2 separate regions of the Mus musculus genome follow, and region 1 is linked to region 2. A link is a loop called in an ENCODE intact Hi-C map of the cell type or tissue named here. Cell type or tissue: left cerebral cortex. All regions are shown on one strand. Links, peaks and the distances in the headings refer to the core of each region. The heading gives the core; the rest is flanking DNA.

Region 1 (9,855 bases), core at 644-8,643, 740 kb before region 2:
TCCAGTCTCAGGGACTCTGACGCCCTCTTCTGGCCCCTGTAGACACTACATGCATGAGGTGCACAAACATGCATGAAGGGGGGAAAAAAAAACCAAACCAAACCAAAACCCATACACGTAAAATAAAAATAAATAAACCTGGAGACAAGATTTTCAAAAAAAAGAATGTTGCCTCACCAGGATGCATGGATTAACCTCTAGATTTTTGAATCCTGGTCCACGTTTTATTATCTATCTTTATATCAGTGTCCCTTGAGTGAGTTTTAAAAACAACAAACTTCGATTCCTTAAACTCAACTTTTGCTTTGTTTCTTCTTTTGACCTGGTCTCAGGTAGCTCAGGTTGGCCCCATACTCCCTCTCTCTAACTCTATTCTTATATATTTATAAGTAAAGATCACTTGGATCCTGACCCTCCTGTTTCCATCTCCGGAGTCTTGGTGTTCCAGATTTGAGCCACCATGTTCTGTTTGAGGGTTTTCTTTGTAAAGAATTCAGTTACTCGGGGGCTCTTCTCATTCCATGTGAGTTTTAGAGTCAAGTTTCCCACATTTGTCAAAAAAAAAGTTGTGGAGGGGCTGGTGTGACGGCCCAGTGGGTACTCTGCTTGTTCAGCAAGCGTGAAGGCTGGGGTTTGGACTCCCCCAGCACACACATCAATACCACATGGGCTTGATGACCAGTTTATAACCCCAGCACTGGGGAGTCCCCAGAGCAGGCAAGTCCGGGGTCAAGTGAGACACTGCCTGGATTGAGGAGCTGGAGAGTGACTGGCACCCGTTCTATGTGCACCAACGAATGCACGTGCCTCTGTACAGGTGAGAAAAACACACTCACAGTCCACTCACACAAATATGTACAGAAAAAGGTTGTTGGGCTTTTTGTACCTATTGCATGCTTGGGTAGCCCTGTCGTGTTTTCTGTTTCACTAATGCCAGCCTTGTTTAATTTATCTCACTGACATATTAGAGTTTTCAGTGGCCGATTTTCATACCTCCTGGGTTAAATTTGTTCCAAAGTGTTGTATTCAATTTGATGCTATTATAAGTGGAATTGTTTTCCTAATTGAGTTTTCAGGTTACCCGGTGCTGATGTATGGAAACACAGCTGACTGCGTTTGTGTGTCCTGCTGCTACCGCGTACACTTGCTGAATTTATTAGCACTAATAGTTTCTGTGGTGTGGGAATTTGCAGGATTTCCTACAGCGAGGTCACTAATGTCTAAAAATGATGATACATTTATGTAAATGAATTATTTATTCCAGCTAGCCCGAATAAAAGGTACAAAATCCTGATAATTTACAAGCTCTAAGCCCAGATTGGGCAGGCTGTGAGCTATTCTAACTTAAATCCCAGTCAAATGTCCCTTGTTCCTTGCTGTTTGAGTCTCAGTCCCGGATATCTCTGTCCCATCCGCCTGTCCTCAGGCTCCACCTCCCTCATGGCAACCTTCCCCTCTCTCTACCTCCTTTCTCCTCCTCCTTCTGGTCTCTCCTGAAACCCCTCACTCGATCCTCAAGTCCTGCTTGTCTCTCTATTGCCCAGTCACAGGCTCTAGCCTTTTATTAATCAAATAATATTAAAGTAGGGAGCAAGGTTTACATAGAGTAAAAAAAAAAGTTTACTTGTTGAATGTGAGGATCTGCTTGCCTTGGGCAACTAGATCTTGGGGGTAGTATTTAACATTTAAAAGCCTACCAGCCTCAGACCAACCCCCGACACATTTACACTTTCGCTTTCAGTCGGATGCTATGAGTGGTAGAACAAGAGAGGCTCAGATGAATAGCAATTGCAGGAGCTGGTGTGCTTATCCTTTGACTGCTAAACATCCTGCTGGGTGTGGTATTCACGAAGGTTGGTCCCGTGCTTTGTACCAATCAGAAAGAGCTCGTGGAGTTTCCCCTCTGTTAACGTCTTGCGTTGCATTTTAGTTTTTGGTTTTTAAGGAGGTCAGAAATTAAGATTTAACCGTTTCCTCTTGCCTTTCCCTGCTGACAATTGAGTCGCCTGATGCAGTTAGGGTTAGAAATTTCATGGCCTCGATCAAATGAGATACCAGGAATCCTTCATGGCGCTGCTGCTTTCTGATGTGGCAAAGTAGGGTAGGTATATTGACAGTGGCTGGAGGTGGGCTGAAGCCAAGGAGACCCTGGAAAGTTCCCACACAGACAGCCATCTTCTACCTCCTTCCTGTGACCAGGAAGGAATTCAAGAGAAGACTATAGATCTCCTTTGGTTTAGGTTGCTGAAAGGACAAATTAAAGACATCTTTAAAACTAATTGCATCATCATCATCATCATCACCATCATCATCATCTGTGTGTGTGTGTGTGTGTGTGTGTGTTAATCCAAAGAACCACTACTATGGGACAGAGACACGGAGGCACCAGGAGGGAGAGAGGCCCATTAGGAAGGTTACCGAGCAGGTCATTGTTGGGGCAACTGGGTTCCAAACACCACAGAGAAACCTGGGGAGAAAGTAAGGAAAATGCCGTTCAGAGTTGTCTTGTATACAACTATATCTACATCTATGTCTCTATAGGGAGGTGTTGACACAATGGCTGCTTTTATTATAGACTGGTTTTATTTTATTTATTATTACCACTACTCTCTCTCTCTCTGTGTGTGTGTGTGTGTGTGTGTGTGTGTGTGTGTGTGTGTGTGTGTGCGTGAGAGAGAGAGAGAGAGAGAGAGAGAGAGAGAGAGAATATCTCATGGAAGTGCTGAGATTACAGATGTGAGCCACTGTATCTAGTTTTCTGAGTTCTAGGGATTGAGTCCAGGCTGTGTGGCAGGTACTTTTACACACTAAACTAAACCACCAGTTAATGACTCTTTTAAGACATGTTTTAAAGAAGCTAATCGTTTAAGACAGTATAACAAATAAGGGTTTCAAGACATTTTCATACGGATGTGGCATTATACTTCACTGTATTTTATTTCCCACCCCCAGTTCCTTCCTGTCTGCGGCTGGTTCCCTTTCTTTCACTAGGAAGCCCCCACTTCTGCTTTGTTCATGCCTTTTCATGGCTGAAACACATTGGATCATGACAGTACCTTATTAACCCTTGAAGATAGATATTGGACTTGTCTTTACCTTTTTTTTTTAGATTTATTTATTTATTATATGGAAGTACATTATAGCTGTCTTCAGACACTCCAGAAGAGGGAGTCAGATCTCGTTACGGATGGTTGTGAGCCACCATGTGGTTGCTGGGATTTGAACTCTGGACCTTCGGAAGAGCAGTCGGGTGCTCTTACCCACTGAGCCATCTCACCAGCCGTCTTTACCTTTTTGATATCATGAACAATAGATGTTTGGCAGCTGTGAATACTTGTGTGCTTTTTTTTGTGTAGACATGTGTATGAATTTCCCTTAGATATATATAGCCAGGAGCAGAATTTCTGGGTTCTATGGTAACCCCGTGTTTTATAATTTAAGAAACTGTCAAACTTTTCCACAAAGAGGCTGCTCCTTTCTGCATCCCTCCAGCGGCATAAGAAGGCTCCGGTCCAGTTTCTCTCCACGCGCACCAGCACTTACTTGTCTTTCTTCCTGATCACGGCCTCCTGGTGAGGACGGTAAGCCACAGTGGCTTTGATTAGAATGCCCCTAATGACCGGTGATGATGAGCATCTTTTCCTGTGCTCCTTTGCTCTTTTTTGCTTGCCTGGTGCTTTAACCCAGATTTCATGCCTGAGGGCTCTGAGCTTCTGGTGTGAAGCTCAAAGCAGGCTGGATTGCTGTGACTGCCTTTTCACAGGTGAAACTAGCTCAGAACACAGAATTTTTTTAGTAAGTCCTCTCTGCATTAGAAACATCTCCACTCTGTCTTCATTGCATAGCAGAGATTTGGGGTCTTTTTGATAATGACAACCAATTAGCTCTACTGGGATAGTGGCACCATCTTCTGTTGCTAGGCTACTGGTGCTCAGAGCTCCAGGTGATCAGGCTTCAGCTTAGAGGGATGATTACGGTCTCATTCAGTAGAACTGTCTCCCCCCCAAGAGAATCAGGGCCTCAAACTGCAGGATTTAAGGTTTCAGGGAGAGAGGTGATCTAGATTCTCTAAGTGTGCTGTTGGGAGTGGTGGTAGAGACAACATGTCTGCCTGTTAGATTTTAGGTCTCTGTATTGTGTTAAGGGGGCACTACCATCTACAGGTTGTTGGCTCAGAGTGTGTATCATATCTTGATGGACAACATTTTAATCTGCAAGGTATCATTCCTAGACTGGAGTCTTGGTAGCATCATGAATGGATCATCTCAGTATTCTATTACATAGGCATCATTATTGTGTGTCTATGAAGCAGCCTGCGTACTGGGGCTACAGGAGGGCCCACGTACTGGGGACTTGGTTGCCAGCTGATGGGCTCTGGGAAGTGACTGGCTTCTTAGGTCTCTGACGTAATTAATACACTATCCCCTTGATGGATTTGCATCATGGTGGCAATCCTGGGAAGTGGTGAGAGGTAAGGAGGTGGGCTTAACTGAAGGAAGCTGGTCATTGAGAGCATCCTTGGAAGGATGTATCTGGATGGTCCTGTGCCCCTTTGTGTCTGGCACTTCCTCTGCTGTCTATCTGTAATGAGGTCAGTTGCTTCTGCCACTGCTGTGAAGTTCTGCCTTACCAGGAACTGAGAATCAGCAGCAACAAGGGGACACACTCCAGGGACACACCAGAATTCCCAAAACAAAGACTGTGGGATCAAGCTGGTGGCCTATGCTCTGCTTTCCAAGACAGCTTTCCAGCCTGCTTTCTCTCTGTTCATCTGCTTTCTCTGAAGATCTCCAGACAGCTCTCTCTCTCTCTATTTTCTGCTCAAGACAGTTCTCTAAGCAGTTCTCCCTTGCTATTCCAAAAAAATGTCTCTGGATATCTCATCTCCTGCAGATCACAAACCCAGTTTTTAAATTTACATATCAATCCAATCATTGACTCCAGGTTCCCTTTTGATTATCCTATGAGTCAGCATTCCTGGACCCCAGACCCTTAATTCTCTGGAGAGAGCAAGTACACTTTTTTTTTTTAAACATTGCAAAAGAATTCCCCTGCCTCTGTTAAGCACAGATACTAAACTATTTGGGTGGGACCCAGACCTGAAATTACCATTTCTACCATACCTGGGCCTAACTTTGTTGTGTCCCAGGCTGACCCTGAACTCAGGGATCTGTCTGCCTCTATAAACTATAAACAAACAAACAAACAAACAAACAACTTAGCTGGGTGGGATGTCCTGCCATCACCACTTCCTAAATCTCTTTATCTTCTTCCTGTGTATCTTTCTGACAAGTTGGCTCACAGTGCAGTTGTTTTTGTTCTTTTAGATTTGTGAAGTCCTTCATAATTCATATAGCATCCTTACATTTTGCATAGCTGAGAAATTATATGTTTTTGAGACTTCCTGGCAGCAAGCCCTGGGTATCAGCTGTCTATACCTCTTAGATGTTACAATTGCAAGCACATGGTGCCACACCAGGCTTTTTTTTTTTTCCTTTAAGATTTATTTATTTATTTATTTATTTATTATACAGTACTCTGTCTGCTTGCCAGAAGAGGGCACCAGATCTCATTACAGGTAGTTTTGAGCCACCATGTGTTTCCTAGGAATTGAACTGGGGATCTCTGGAAGAGCAACCAGTGCTCTCAACCTCTGAGCCATCTCTTCAGCCTGAGAAATTACATATTTTTGAACCCACTTTTTAAAAAGATTTATTTATTTATTATATGTAAGTACACTGTAGCTGTCCTCAGATACTCCAGAAGAGGGCATCAGATTTCGTTATGGATGGTTGTGAGCCACCATGTGGTTGCTGGGATTTGAACTCGGGACCTTCGGAAGAGCAGTCGGCGCTCTTAACCACTGAGCCATCTCGCCAGTCCCTTGAACCCACATTTTTAGAGTTCTTTTCCACAGCCTTAAGGGCTGTCCTCACCATTTTGCTGAGACATTAGCCACACCTTTGCCTCCCAGACTCATGCTATCTCTGATTATTATGAAGTCATTAACATTAACAGGGAGGACATTCCTTGAAGGAGGAACGTAAAATACATACATTATCATACAAACAAGCCTTATGCCCACAGCAGCCATTGATACTTGTGGAGGCCCACATCTGTTGGCTCTGCCCCTACTAAGTCCCCGGGAACTGTGTCATTCTGTCCCTACCAAGGCCTTGCTGGACCTGACATACCTTGTCATATTCTCAGTTACTTTTTTCTTTCATAAATGAGTTCTTAGGACTAAGAAAAAAAAATCAGAGGTGTGGTTGTGCACACCTTTAATCTCAGCACTTGGGAGGCAGAGGCAGAAGCAGAGGCAGGCAGATTTCTGAGTTCAAGGCCAGTCTAGTCTACTAAGCAAATTCTAGGGCTACACAGCTAGGGCTAGACAGTCAGATACTGTCCATGACCATAACAGCTCTTATAATAGAAAACATTTAATTGAGGATGGCTTACAGTTTCACAGGTTTAGTCCATTATCGGCATAGCAGGAAGCATGGCAGACTGTAGGCAGACACGGTGCTGGAGAAGGAGCAGAGAGTTCCATATCCAGATCTGCAGGCAGCAGGAATAAAGATAGACATTGGGCCTGGCTTGAGCTTCTTACACCTCAAAGCCCACCCCCAGTGACACACTACTTCCAACAAGGCCACACCTCCTAATCCCGGTCAAGTAGTGCCACTCCCTGGTGACTAAGTATTCAAATCTATGAGCCAATGGGGGCCACTCCTATTCAAACATCCACAAGCAGGCACGTGGGATCCTGGGAGTCATTAGAGAGTGGTGATACGCTACAGACAGAAAGGGAAACAAATTCCCACTTAGATTTTTGTGGTTCTTAGTAGGGGAGAGTCATTCTCAGGAGGGGAGCCTCTTACCGGGTACACATGGCTCAATGCAATCACCCTGCCACCACATTTGTGTACCACCAGGATGTCATGCATTGAGAATTCCGTGCCAGTCTAGGAGTACAGTACGCCGAATGTTCAGTAGCCGGGGCAGTCTTGGAAGGATGACCATGTTGTTGGACCCTTGCTGAGTCTGTTTCTGCCACCAGTTAATTGCTTTAAGGACACACTGTGACAGCACAGTGACAGCGCAGAGTACACAACCCCTGCCCACCGTCTTTGTGTGTGTTTTCTAGTTGGCATTGATGTGAGATGTGAGGATGCACATGCAGCTTTCCCTGCAGAATTGCCCATCAAGATCTCTGATACCCAACTCTTGCTCCTTCCAGCATCTTGACCAACCATTTAAGCCACACCCTGCCTATAAGTCTTGGTACATCTCAGAAGCTTCTGGACCTTCCCCAAGTTTGGACAGTACTGTTCCCCACTTCGGGCATCTCTGTGGCAGGAGACCCGTCAAGTCATAGGGCCTACATTTTTAGGACCCCTTGTTCTGAAGCTGGCACCTAGACAAAGCTGTATTTTTCTCTGGGCCTAATTCAGAATCAACAACAACCTTGCTAACTGGTCTTATGCCAACTTGACACACAAACTAGAGGTATCTGAAAGGAGGGAACCTTAACTGAGAAAATGCCTCCTCCATAAGATTCAGCTGTTGAGAATTTTCTTAATTAAGGATGGATGGGGGAGGGCCCATCCCATAGTGGGTGGTGGTCCTGCGTTCTATAAGAAAACAGGCTGAGGGGCTGGTGAGATGGCTCAGTGGTTAAGAGCACCCGACTGCTCTTCCGAAGGTCCAAAGTTCAAATCCCAGCAACCACATGGTGGCTCACAACCACCTGTAATGAGATCTGATGCCCTCTTCTGGTGTGTCTGAAGACAGCTACGGTGTACTTACATTAAATAAATAATAAATCTTAAAAAAAAAAAAAAAAAAGGAAACAGGCTGAGCAAGCCATGGGGAGACAGCCAGTTAGCAGCAACCCTCCATGGCCTCTAGGCCATCAGCTCCTGCCTCTAGGTTCCTGTCCTATTTTGAGTTCCTGTCCTGACTTCTTCAATCAATAATAAAAATTGATGTGGAAGCGTAAGCCATGTAAACCCTTTTCTCCCTAACTTGTCTTTTGGTCCTGGTATTTCATCGCAGCAATAGTAACCCTAACTAAGATAGCAACTAAGCAAGAAGCAACAACCTGGTTGGTGCATGCCTAGAGCCTCAGCACTTGGGGGCAGCTAAGGCAAGTAGTTTGAGTGGGGGATAGATACATGGCAGCATTCCCAAAGAAGCTGTGAGCTGCTTTCAAAACTCCAAAGGGACCTACCAAAATACTGTCTTTAGTGGCAGGAAACAAACATGCAATATTCTGTATTCTTTCCTTTGTCTTGGAGCAAGTGTCTCTAACCACTAGGCTGGAAGAAAAGCATCATCAATGTGTCAGGGGCTGAGTGTTTGTGTGTTTGTGTTATCTTCTACTTCATAGTACCCGGAATCTCAGTGGTTGCCCACTTCTTTTCCAAGTCTTACAGTTCTAGGAGCCATCGGTATAATGAGTCTGAATAACATCCTATTGGCTGTTCAGAAGACCAAGGTCGTAAGACCTAGGATCAATGCTGACACAGAGCAGTGGAGTTAGCATTGCTCATTGCAAGACTGTGAATATGTGTTAACTGTCTGGGTCAACCTAATGGGATGCTTGGATTCTCATTTCTGATGGTGAATGGGAGGAACCCAACTGCCAGATCAAGGACCGCATCCTCACGTCAGTGTCTTTGTGGGTAGATTCTGAGAGTCCCAAAGAACAAAAGGTAGCCATGGAAGGGTTTGCTTCAGGGGGGTGATGCAATTCACTTATATAGCAAAGAGTGACCAGGTACAGATTGGAGAGGGCAGCAGGGCACTTGATAAGGTGTCATATTTTGTATCAGGTACTTATTTAGAGTTGTTGACTTGGTGGTCCTCATATATTGCTATGAGGGGACAGGAGTTGACATTGGACTGATGTATAATTTAAGACAAAATTTGTGGGCTGCTGTAATAATAAAAATCTCACATCATAACATAGTGCAGGCTATCAGAGGCTTTGCTATAAAATGAATTGTTCCCTCTCCAGTCATGCATATGTCAAAGGCCTCATGATAGAGTTAGGGGTGCTACAAGTGTTCCTTATCCATTCTTCTACTCCAAGAATGAGATGTGAATACCTGCCAGAGCAGAACAGCATCCTTCATCAGGTGTGTGGCACATGCATTTAATCCTAGTACTCAGGAGGCAGAGGAGAGTAGATCTCACATCTCTGAGTTCAAGGCCAGCCTGGTCTACTAGTGAGTTTTAGGTCAGCCAGGGCTATGTAGTGAGACCCTGTTTTGTTTTTGTTTTTGTTTTTAAAATGTCTTGCTGTGGCAGTGGTGGTGTATGCCTTTAATCTCAGCACTTGGGAGGCAGGCAGATTTCTTAGTTTGAGTTCAGCCTGGTCTACAGAGTGAGTTCCAGGACAGCCAGGGCAGAGAAACCCTGTCTCAAAAAAACAAAAAAACAAAAACCAAAAAACAAAAAAAACCCAAAAACAAACAAAAAAAAGGTCTTCGCCAAAAACTGATTTTAGCTTCTTAGCTACCTTGATCTTGGACTTTTCAACCCCAGACTATGAGAAAACAAATGTCTGTTACCAAAGGCACCCACTCTTTGTTATTTTATTACAGTAGCCTGAGCTGACAGAGCTTCCTATTTTGAGGCTCTGTTCTCTGTCCAGGAACTTTGTTCTAACAAGCTGTTAGATATAGAAAGAGAATGGCAGTTAGCACAGAAGTTGCTCTGGGCCAGTGCTACTGGCAAGACCTAGTAACATGGCTACTCCTAACTGCAAGGGAGGCTGGGAAATGTAGACACAAAGAAAATGTTCTCATAAAACAAAGGAAGTGGATAAGGGCTCTTAATCACTACCCC
Region 2 (9,855 bases), core at 877-8,876:
GAGAGGAAAGAAGGAAAAAGAAAAGAAGGAAAAGAAAGAGATAGGAGAGAAGAGGAAGAAAGGAAAGTTCTTTTTCAGCAAGGGCCACTCTGCTTTTGTAAGACAGGAGTTGGCAGCTTGCTCTGTAAACACCCCCAGCTTTACAACCCTCACACTCTGTGTTTACCCAACTCTGCCCTTGCAGCACAGAAGCCATAGGAAGTAGATAATAAAATGCTATTCCAACAAACCTTAAATTTTCCAAGGGAAGTGACCCTCTTTCCAGGACAATGGGCTGCACTCACATGGGAAATCAGGTTCCTAACTCACGGTGTAATTAAAATAGCTAAGTGCAATTGGAACCACCCAGAGTCACACAACACATCTAAGCAGACCAGAGAGTCCTGTGTGCACACACTAATTTAGATCCATGATTGTAGGTGGTTAGCCTGTATGTGTAACTCCAGGAGACAGAATCTAGACAGTGAGGACTTCTCCACTCACAGTACACATCTGTCATTTTGTGCCCCTGTGACTCCACAGAAGTGAGACAGAGTCATGGACCCATCTACCCACAGTGAACGGACAAGACTGCCTGTTTCCCCAGGGTCTCACCAACAGTGATTATCCAACACGCAGAGTCCTCCAGGTGGAAAGGTCTAGAAAACTCCACCTGCCTGTAGCAGAACGTGGAAGCACACGCCTTTAATCCCAGCACTCGGGAGGCAGAGGCAGGTGGATCCCTGAGTTCAAGGCCAGCCTGGTCTACAGAGTGAGTTCCAGGACAGCCAGTATTACACAGAAAAACCCTGTCTCAAAAAGGAAAGGAGGAAGGAAGGAAGGAAGGAAGGAAGGAAGGAAGGAAGGAAGGAAGGAAATGTCATCTGTAACCCTTGGCAGGTTTCACACCTTGAGAATTTAGATAATTTATGAAGTTATCACTACTAGCAAGACTTTTTTTTTTCAAGACAAGAGTTTTTCTGTGTGCCCTTGGCTGTCCTGGAACTGGTTCTGTGGACCAGGTTGGTCTCGAACTCACAGAGATCCACCTGCTTCTGCCTCACAACTGCTGGGATTAAGATATGCACCATCATCATCTGGCTTAGCAAGGCTTTTTTAGGAATAATTTTTTTTACAGTCATGTGTGCATGCACATGTGCTTGTGTGGTACAGTATGTATGTGTGTGTTGGTTAGTTCAGGTTGGTTTTTTTCTTCCACCATGTGGAGCCCAGAGATGAAATTAGGTCATCAGCGCCCTTAGAAGCTCCTTTACTCTATAAGCCATCTATCACATAAGCCCTAAGAAACACTTGAAAAGAAAACACACAGTTTAACACCCATCATATTAAGGAAAATGCAAATTAAAGCTACACCAAGATTTTTTTCATTTTCAAAAATGGGAGGACTCCAAGTGTTGGATAAACACCGTTGGTGAGACCCTGGGGAAGCAGGAAGTCTCATCTATCCAGTTTGGGTGGGTGACTCTGTCTCCGTTTTGTCCAGTCATGGGGGTCACAAAATGATAAATGTGTGTTCTTCTGGATCCTGCACTGAGAATTCTAAGAATTTTCCCTATGAAAACCCTTACCCACTTGTAAGACATCGCACTGTGCAAGATCATCTGACGTAGCATTGTCCTTTCCAGCAAAATCTTGGAAACCACCCACGTGTCCATTAGGTTAATGAAATATGATGAAGCTGGAAGGGGTGGGGAGCGCTTTCTACAGATTTTTATGGAAACACCTCTAAGATATACCAAGTGAGAAAAGCTAACTGTAGGCCAGTACATATTCTTGGGGGTTGATGTTTTCTTTAAACACTGGGAGAGCACAAAAAATACCTATGTTTTCATACATGCAGGACTGAATATGAAAGATACTTCTGATGAAGTGGGGACCTGGACAATGAGAAGGGACAACTGAGATAGATTCGGGGTGGCCTTTAGTGAGAGTCTTTCCACTTCTTACTTTTCCATATGGCTGTGCCTGAACACATGACAAACACTAAGCTGGGCATGGTGGTGTGTGCCCGGAATTCCAGCACTCAGGAGGCAGGGGAGGAGAACCCTGAGAATTCACAGCTAGCCGGCCCCTGTGTTTAAAACCATGAATAACAGCAGAGGAGACGGCCAAGTCAGCAAGGCAAGTGTGAGTTCCTGAATTCGAGTTCTAAAAAAACAATGCAGGGCAGTGGTGGCACACACCTTTAATCCCAGCTCTTGGGAGGCAGAGGCAGGCTGATTTATGAGTTCAAGGCCAGCCTGGTCTACAGAGTGAGTTCCAGGACAGCCAGGGCTACACAGAAAAACCCTGTCTCAAAAAAAAAAAAAAAGAAAGAAAGAAAGAAAGAAAGAAAAGAAAAGAAAAGAAAAGAAATGAAACAAACAAAACAACAAAACTGGGCACAGTGGTATGTGCCTGTGTTTCAAAGTGACATGGAAGGTAGGAACAGGCAGGTCCCTGGGAGCTCAGCTAATCTAGTCTAGTTAGAGAAATCCTGGCGCGCTCTCTCTCTCATTATTTTATTTTATTTAGTTATTTTATTGAGACAGAGTCTCACTATGTAGGCCTGTCTAACCTGGAATTTGCTGTATAGGCCAGACTACCAGACTAGCCTTAAATTCACAGAGATTCACCTGCCACATAAAAACATGCACACATGCACCCACATAAAAAAAAAAAGAATAAATCATTTTTAATTTAAGTTCAATCAAAACCAAAATTTAAAAATTGAAGATAGTTTCACTTACACACAAAATCTTATTTAAAGTCATCGCACCCGTGTCTCGCCCTCGGTTTCATCTGTGAATATACTGGAACTCAAATTAGTTGTGCTGAGTAAAAAGAAGACAGACCAACAAGGAAAAGAACCTGTTCTGGGGCCAGTGAGGTGGCTGAGCAGGTAAAAGGGGGCCAGTGAGGTGGCTGAGCAGGTAAAAGGGGGCTTGCTGCCAAGCCTGATGGCGTGAGTTCGGTCACCTGAATTCACACAGTGGATGTCCTCTGATCTCCACATGAATGCTGTGGCATGGGCATGTCTATACAGCCACATGCGCAAGCTCCCGAACACACAAAAGTAGATGTACAAATGCAATGGAACATTTTAAATAATTATGCTACATATCATTGGCAAACTTCGGGATCAGTGAGACAGCTCAGCAGGTAAGGACAAGGATGCTCAGTGCCAGGCATGAGGATCTGAGAATGTGCATTGTCACCGTAACCCACAAGGTCGAAGGAGAGAGCCAGCCCCTCTAAAGATGTCCCTTGACCAACACGTGTGCAAGGCAGCAGGCATGCGCGCATGCGAGACACACACATATACACACTGAGACACAATAAATAAATGTAAAAAAAAACCCACATGTACATAAAAATCCACCTCTAAGAAATGCAAACTAACCCACAGGGACAGGAAGCAGACTCGCTGAGCAGTGAGTGACTGTTTAGGAAGTGTGAGCAGGTAGATTGCAGGGGTATGAAAAACCTTTGTGTCTGATGGATGTTAACGGCATAGTGTGTTCATGATGCCAAAACATACCAGGTTCTCACACTGTCTCTGTCTCTGTTTCTCTGTCTCTCTCTGTCTCTCTCTGTCTCTCTCTGTCTCTCTCTGTCTCTCTCTCTCTCTCTCTCTCTCTCTCTCTCTCTCTCTCTCTCTCTCTCTCTCTCTCCCTCTGTGTGTGTGTGTGTGTTGTTTTGGGGGATTGTTTGTTTTAGATTTGATTTTAAGGAGCTGGAGAGCTGGCTCAGTGGCTAAGTGTGCCCACTGCTCTCTCTAGCAGAGGGCCTGGGTTCAGTTTCCAGCATCCATAACAGTTGGCTCACAACCACCTGTCATCAGTTCCAGGGAATCTGATGCACTCTGGCCTCTGTGAGTACCTGCAAATATATAAAACTTATTTAGGCATACATTCGTAAATGGGGTGGTTTGAACGAGAGTGGCTCGCCCATAGACTCCTATGTTTGAATACCTGGTCCTCAGTTGGTGGAACTGTTTGAGAAAGATTTCGAAGTATGGCCTTGACGGAGGACATGCCTCACTGAGGGGAGAGCGTTGAGGTTTCGAAGGTCTCCAGCCATTCCCTGTGTGCTCTCTCTCCCCACTCACTGATCAAGATGAGAGCTTTTACCTGTTCCAGCCACCATGTTTTCCCTCTGCCAGTGTGGACTCTAACCCTCTGAAACCATAAGCCCAGTCAAATGCTTTCCTTCATGCCTTGGTCATGGAGTTTGGTCACAGCAATAGAAAAATAACTAAGACAATAATTAAAACTAAAATAAGTAAGTCTTTTCTTAAGATTAAAGTTTTGGTGTGTATATCTGTGAGCCTGCGTGAAGATATATCACCTGTGTGCAGGAGCCCTTCTCAGAGACCAGAAAAGGATGTTGGATCCCCAGTCACTGAGATTACAAGAGGTTGCGAGCCACTGTGCAGGGGTTAGGAATCAAACCTAGGTAAGGGCTCTTAACCACTGAGCTATATCTCCAGGCTAGGTTGTGAATTTATGACATGTGCAATTGATTGTCAATAAAATATGTTAAGGAGAATTTCATCTTTTTTTTTTTCACTTGAATTTCATTCCATTACATTCTATACTATATACACATAAAATATTAGGGCAGGAATCATGTATAAATTTTAAAATAATTATATATCCATTGGAGGATACATAGTTTAAGATTTTCTCTCTGAAAAAGCTCTATGTTCACGTAGGGCACGACTGAAATCAAATTTCAAACCCAGTTACAGCCACAGACATTTATCTGCTACACTCTACTGCCCCCTGCTGTAAGTAAATGATGTTACATCCTTGACCTACAGAGTACACACACGCAGTTGTAAAGGTCAGATAAGATAAATTCCAGGGCAAAGGGTTTTTTTCCTAAGGAACTACTTAGAACCTCTCTGCAGAGGGGTTGGCGGGTGAAAGAAAAAAAGGAGAGAACACATGAGTCAAGGGTAACGCTACATATTTCTAGCATATCAGATTCAAGGAAAAACAAAAACAAAACAGGAACCATTCAGAGCTAGCTGTAAGGTGCTGTGGTGGCAGGTGCTTTTAATCCCAGCTCTTGGGAGGCAGAGGCAGGTGGATCTCTGTGAGCTCGAGGCCAGCCTGGTCTACAAAGCAAGTCAAGGACACCCAGGGCTATTACACAAAGAAACCCTGCCTCACAAAACAAAACAAAAGCAAAACAAAAACAAAAACAAAAAAAAATGAGAGGGGCCTCAGCTGTTAAGGTCACTTGTTGGCTCACAACCATCTATAACTTCCAAGGTATCTGGTGCCCTCTGTACGTACAGGCAAAATTTTCATACACATAAAAATAGTTAGCCTGTAGGCCAAACTGTGAACTTGAGTCCTGGGCATGCCATAGGCCTCTCCCAGGAGTGTACTGAGAGAAAGTGGTTTCCTGGAACACAACAGGCCGCCACCCTTCTTCCTAGTAACCCAGAACTTGAAGTGCAGCCTCTTGTCAGGCATTTTAGCAAGGAAAGCTTGCTGTCAGAAGTGCTCTTGCAGCTGGGCGTGGTGGCGCGAGCCTTTAATCCCAGCACTCGGGAGGCAGAGGCTGGCAGATTTCTGAGGTCAGCCTGGTTTACAAAGTGAGTTCCAGGACAGCCAGGGCTACCCAGAGAAACCCTGTCTCGAAAAACAAAACAAAAAAGAAGTGTTCTTGCTCAACTCCAAAGAGTCCTGGATCACCGGATCTACGACACCTACAGGCCTTTCAGACCTTGACTGTTGCCTGCTGTGTCCACACACTAAGGGGTCAGCTCATTTGTTCTGTTTAGGATACACTGTAACACATGGCTAAGAGTTCACCTGTGTCAAATACTGCTTATGATGATGCCTGTCAAAAACAGGAACCCATCCAACAACGAGCCCAGGACAACCCCAGAGCATCATGCTACTTAGTCCTACAGAGAGACTGAAAAGAGGTGGTGGGGGGAATAAGACATATCCGGGGGTCTTCTCGTTGAGAAGAACTTAAGAGTGTGATAGCTCACAGTTAACCCCAGTACTTTAAGAGGATGAGGCAGCTTGAGTTACATAGTGAGACCTTGTTTCAAAAAAGTATGGGGGAATGGGGTACACTAAGTTTCCAGTCTTGGCTCTATAGTTTTGCTTCCAATTAATGTGTGGACTCTTATCTCTAGTACTCAGTTTTGGCACAGGCCTGGTACTTGGTATTATTATTATTAATTATTATTATTATTTATTGTCACCAGCATTGTTATTGTTGTGTTATTAGACAGAGTTTCTCTGTGTAGACCTGGCTGTCCTGGAACTTGCTCTGTAGACCAAGCTGACCTCCTAAGTGCTGGGATTAAAGGCGTGTGCCACTACATTCTGCCAGTTGTCAATATTTTTTATTTTGTCTGTTTGTTTTATTTTTTTTCCCCCTCTGAGGCAAGGTCTTGTTAAGGAACCCAGCCTGGTCTCCAACTCTGATACCTGAACCTGAGCCAGAAGGCTGGGGCTGTTGGAAAGTGCCACCATGCCCTGATAGTCACAATTACCAGTCACTCATAAAAAATGTATGAAAATGTGGCAGTTGGCTCTAGGCACAGGATCTACTGCACCACTGAAATATAAACAGAAAAAGTTCCCAGGCATCCCCACAAAAAAATACAACATGATCCCACAGCCTCCCACGTGCCTTGGGATCACTACCTCCAAGTCCTGTCCCTCCCTTCCTTCTCACTCCATGTCCAGGATAACCAATCTTTCTTAATCATCAGCAGCAGAGAGTCCTTAAGTCTTTCCTTCAAAAGGAATGATAAGCCTGCAGTTTGGCATGTTACCACTAGAGGCCTCCCTTGAGGCAAGATCACTAAGCTAGGTTGGAGTACTAGTCACCCACCCAACAAACGACTAGCTTTGATTAGGTGAGTAAATTACTTAATGTCTCTGAAACATGGTTTGTTCGTCTGTAGATTGAGGACGATAGAACTTCTCCTGTAAGTTAGTTAACTTATTAAGAACATAAGTCTGTGAAGAAGATGCAGAATACTTTTTCAACAATGACTGTTTTTATATGCAGAAGGTTAAAAAAAAAAAAAGACTCATAGTCTGTGACCAATGGCGCTCTGGAGGGTGTTAGTGCAGGACTGGCGGGTGTTGAAGCCTAAGAGAATGTGCTGGTTCGTTTATTAACGTGACACAAACTAGAACGGCCTGGGAAGCAGGAGCTTCACCTGAGGAATTGCCTCCATCCGGTTGGCCTGGAGGCAAGCCTGTGGGTGCTGTTTTTCTTGATTAATGATTAATATGAGAGGGCCCAGTACACTGTGGGTGGCACCACCTCTGGGTTGATGGTTCTGGATTGTGTAAGAAAGCAAATCGGTGAGCAGCATCTCTTCCTGGCTTCTGCTTCCGGTCCTGGCTTCTGCTTCCGGTCCTGGCTTCTGCTTCCGGTCCTGCCTCCAGCTTCCTGCCCAAGCCTCCCTTGATGACCTATAGCCTGTAAGGCCAAATAAGCCCTTTCTTCCCCAAGTTGCTTTTGGCCTTGCCGCTTACCACAGCAACAGAAACCAAACTAGGACACTATATTTCTCTATTTTGTTGCTGTTGTTACTAAAACACCTAAGGCTGGCTGGACAAAACAAAAACAAAAAAGAAAAACAGGTATAGGACCAGTAACACAGCAGAAGACCTGATGACCTAAGTTCAATATTCAGGACCTACCTGGTGAAACGAGAAAAGCGACTCTTACAAATTGTCCTCTGACCTCCACACGTGTGCACATAGGTGTGCCATGGCACATAGGACCACACACATACAAGTAAACAAGTAAATGTGATTATAAACTTTTTTTAAAGGGGGTGTTTATTTAACTCACAGTATTGGAGGCCACACAATATGAGGCTCTATCAGGAATCTACAATAAATGGTAGGGTGTAGCCAAGAGAAAAGATCACATCTCAAAACACAAAGCCAGATGCTGGAGTCCCACAACCCCTTCCTGGTCCTCTCTTCCTAATGACCTAAAGACTTTCCACTTGGCCCCACCTCTTAAAGGTCCATTACTCCTAACATCATCATCCTGGCCACTAAGTCTTTAAAACATGAACTCTGGGTTAACAGACCTCCAGACCATAATACTGGACATTAACAGTGTCAGCAAACAGCTCCTTCATTTGTCAGGAGCAAGACGCACATCAATGCCACGTAAATGCTTACTTTTATGTAGATTGGAAAGATGCATAAGGAAAGGATCTTCTATTGTTGATTGCTAACTTGATTGGTTGGGTTGTTTTTTGAGACAGTGTTGCAAGACATTTGATCATACCGTAAACCCCAGGATGGTATTCTGGTGTGGCTCATCCCTTATCACACACCTTTAATTCCTCTGGCTGGAATACAGACATGCCCTTAGTACACACTGTTAATCCCAAACAATAAAGGTAAAGTTAGTTTGTAGAAGAAAGCAGCCATGTTTGAAAATGACATCTAATTGAGTGACAGACAAAGTGTCGAGTCAGAGAAAGATTTGACAGAATAGGATATGCACAACTCTCTTGAGGAGGTGAAAGGGAAGCTACTTAAGAGAGCAGTGCAGGCAGAGAAAAGAGAAATGAGAGAAAAGGAGACAGTTTTACCAGGAGAGTTTTACAGAGACAGGTTTAAGAGAGAACAAACCAGACACAGAAAAAGACAGAATGAGCTAGAGAATGAAAAGGAGCCAGAAGATTAGAACAGATTGTCAGAGTTAGTTTGAGGCCCAGCAGAGCAATTCAGGGAAAGCCTAGAGAAGTCAGATTGAATCAGTCAGCTTGGAAAGGAGTCTGAGCCCAAACAGTTGAGTTGAATCAGCCAGCCAGAGCTCAGAAGAAGCAAGTCTTAGAAGCTGAAAACATTCTAGGCCTAGATTAGATTAGACGGAGGCTAGAAGCTTCCAGGACTGGGCCTAGGTTAACAGACGGAGGCAGTAAGCTTCCAAGACAACAATTGCTTCAGGTAAATAAAAGTTACTTTTACAAAACAGGTCTCACTATGTCTCCAAGCAGGGCTTTCTTTAACTTAACAATCCTCCTGCCTCAGCCTCTCAAGTGCTGTGATGACATGCATGTCCTACTACACCCAGTTTTATTTTCTATATGTGTATCACTGTGACCTTCTTCTCTTCATTCCTGTAGCAGACTCCCCGTAGCCTATTGCAAGCACTCAATGGCAAGCCAACACACTCCATTCCATATTCCTCTCTCTTTCCTCGTACCCTCTCTGTCCTCCTCCTCCCCCTCCCCCTCCTCCTCCTCCTTCTCTTTCTCCTCCTCCCCCTTCCTTTGTCTCTCCTCCCTCTTTCCCTCCTATGTGTTCTATTCTGTCTGCTTTTGGATGCCAGCTCTCATGTAGCCCAGCCAAGGGTAACTTTGAACTCCTGATACTTTTGCTTATTCTTCCCTAGTACTGAGATCCACAAACATGCACCACTATGCTGCATTTTATGAGGTGCTAGGGACTGAACCCCAGGGCTAAGCAAGCACTCTACCAACTAAACTACACACCACCCCTGCCACCCTCCTCTCTCTCTCTCTCTCTCTCTCTCTCTCTCTCTCTCTCTCTCTCTCTCTCTCTCTCTCTCTCAATTTCTAGGCAACAAACTGCTGTGGAAAGTGTTAGAGTCCAGGAGTCACTTCACAAACCACATAAACACTGATCTTAGCCAGACAGGGGTGGTTTATTGATTGAACACTCTAAGACTGATCAATCAGAGCTGTAGCACAGAATTCGGGGGCTGAGGCTACAATCCTGAATATTCTTAGGGCAGATTTATAAAGGTGCAGGAAGTGCTGCCCAGTAATCAGCTCTGACTCAGGCTATTTTGGCTAGCTAGACAGGACAGTTCTAACTGACCGTTATACTG

What was found. A loop is a pair of places that touch in the nucleus more often than their neighbours do. Peaks named below come from ENCODE experiments on the same cell type or tissue, not always from the same donor. Only the 100,000 strongest peaks of a DNase experiment are listed, where the experiment ranks them.
Region 1: it touches region 2 in a loop (2.4-fold over the local background); 5 of 42 quality-filtered maps call a loop at or near these places.

Annotation. Positions count from the first base shown.
Region 1 is chr7:122,932,468-122,942,322 of GRCm38, reverse strand. It overlaps Gm39082 (a long non-coding RNA gene), which reads right to left. Exons shown (of 4, transcript XR_869923.1): 4 at 6,536-6,558. It overlaps Gm39083 (a long non-coding RNA gene), which reads right to left and starts at 6,487. Exons shown (of 3, transcript XR_869924.1): 1 at 6,460-6,487; 2 at 2,419-2,467; 3 at 1,965-2,244. In left cerebral cortex, for the core only: a CTCF peak has its summit at 5,553 (motif pointing right); DNase peaks (open chromatin) are centred at 3,551 and 3,692.
Region 2 is chr7:122,194,441-122,204,295 of GRCm38, reverse strand. No RefSeq gene overlaps it. Among named protein-coding and RNA genes, the nearest start is that of Ern2, 13 kb to the right of the region's middle. In left cerebral cortex, for the core only: CTCF peaks have their summits at 4,768 (motif pointing left) and 6,802; DNase peaks (open chromatin) are centred at 4,771 and 6,787.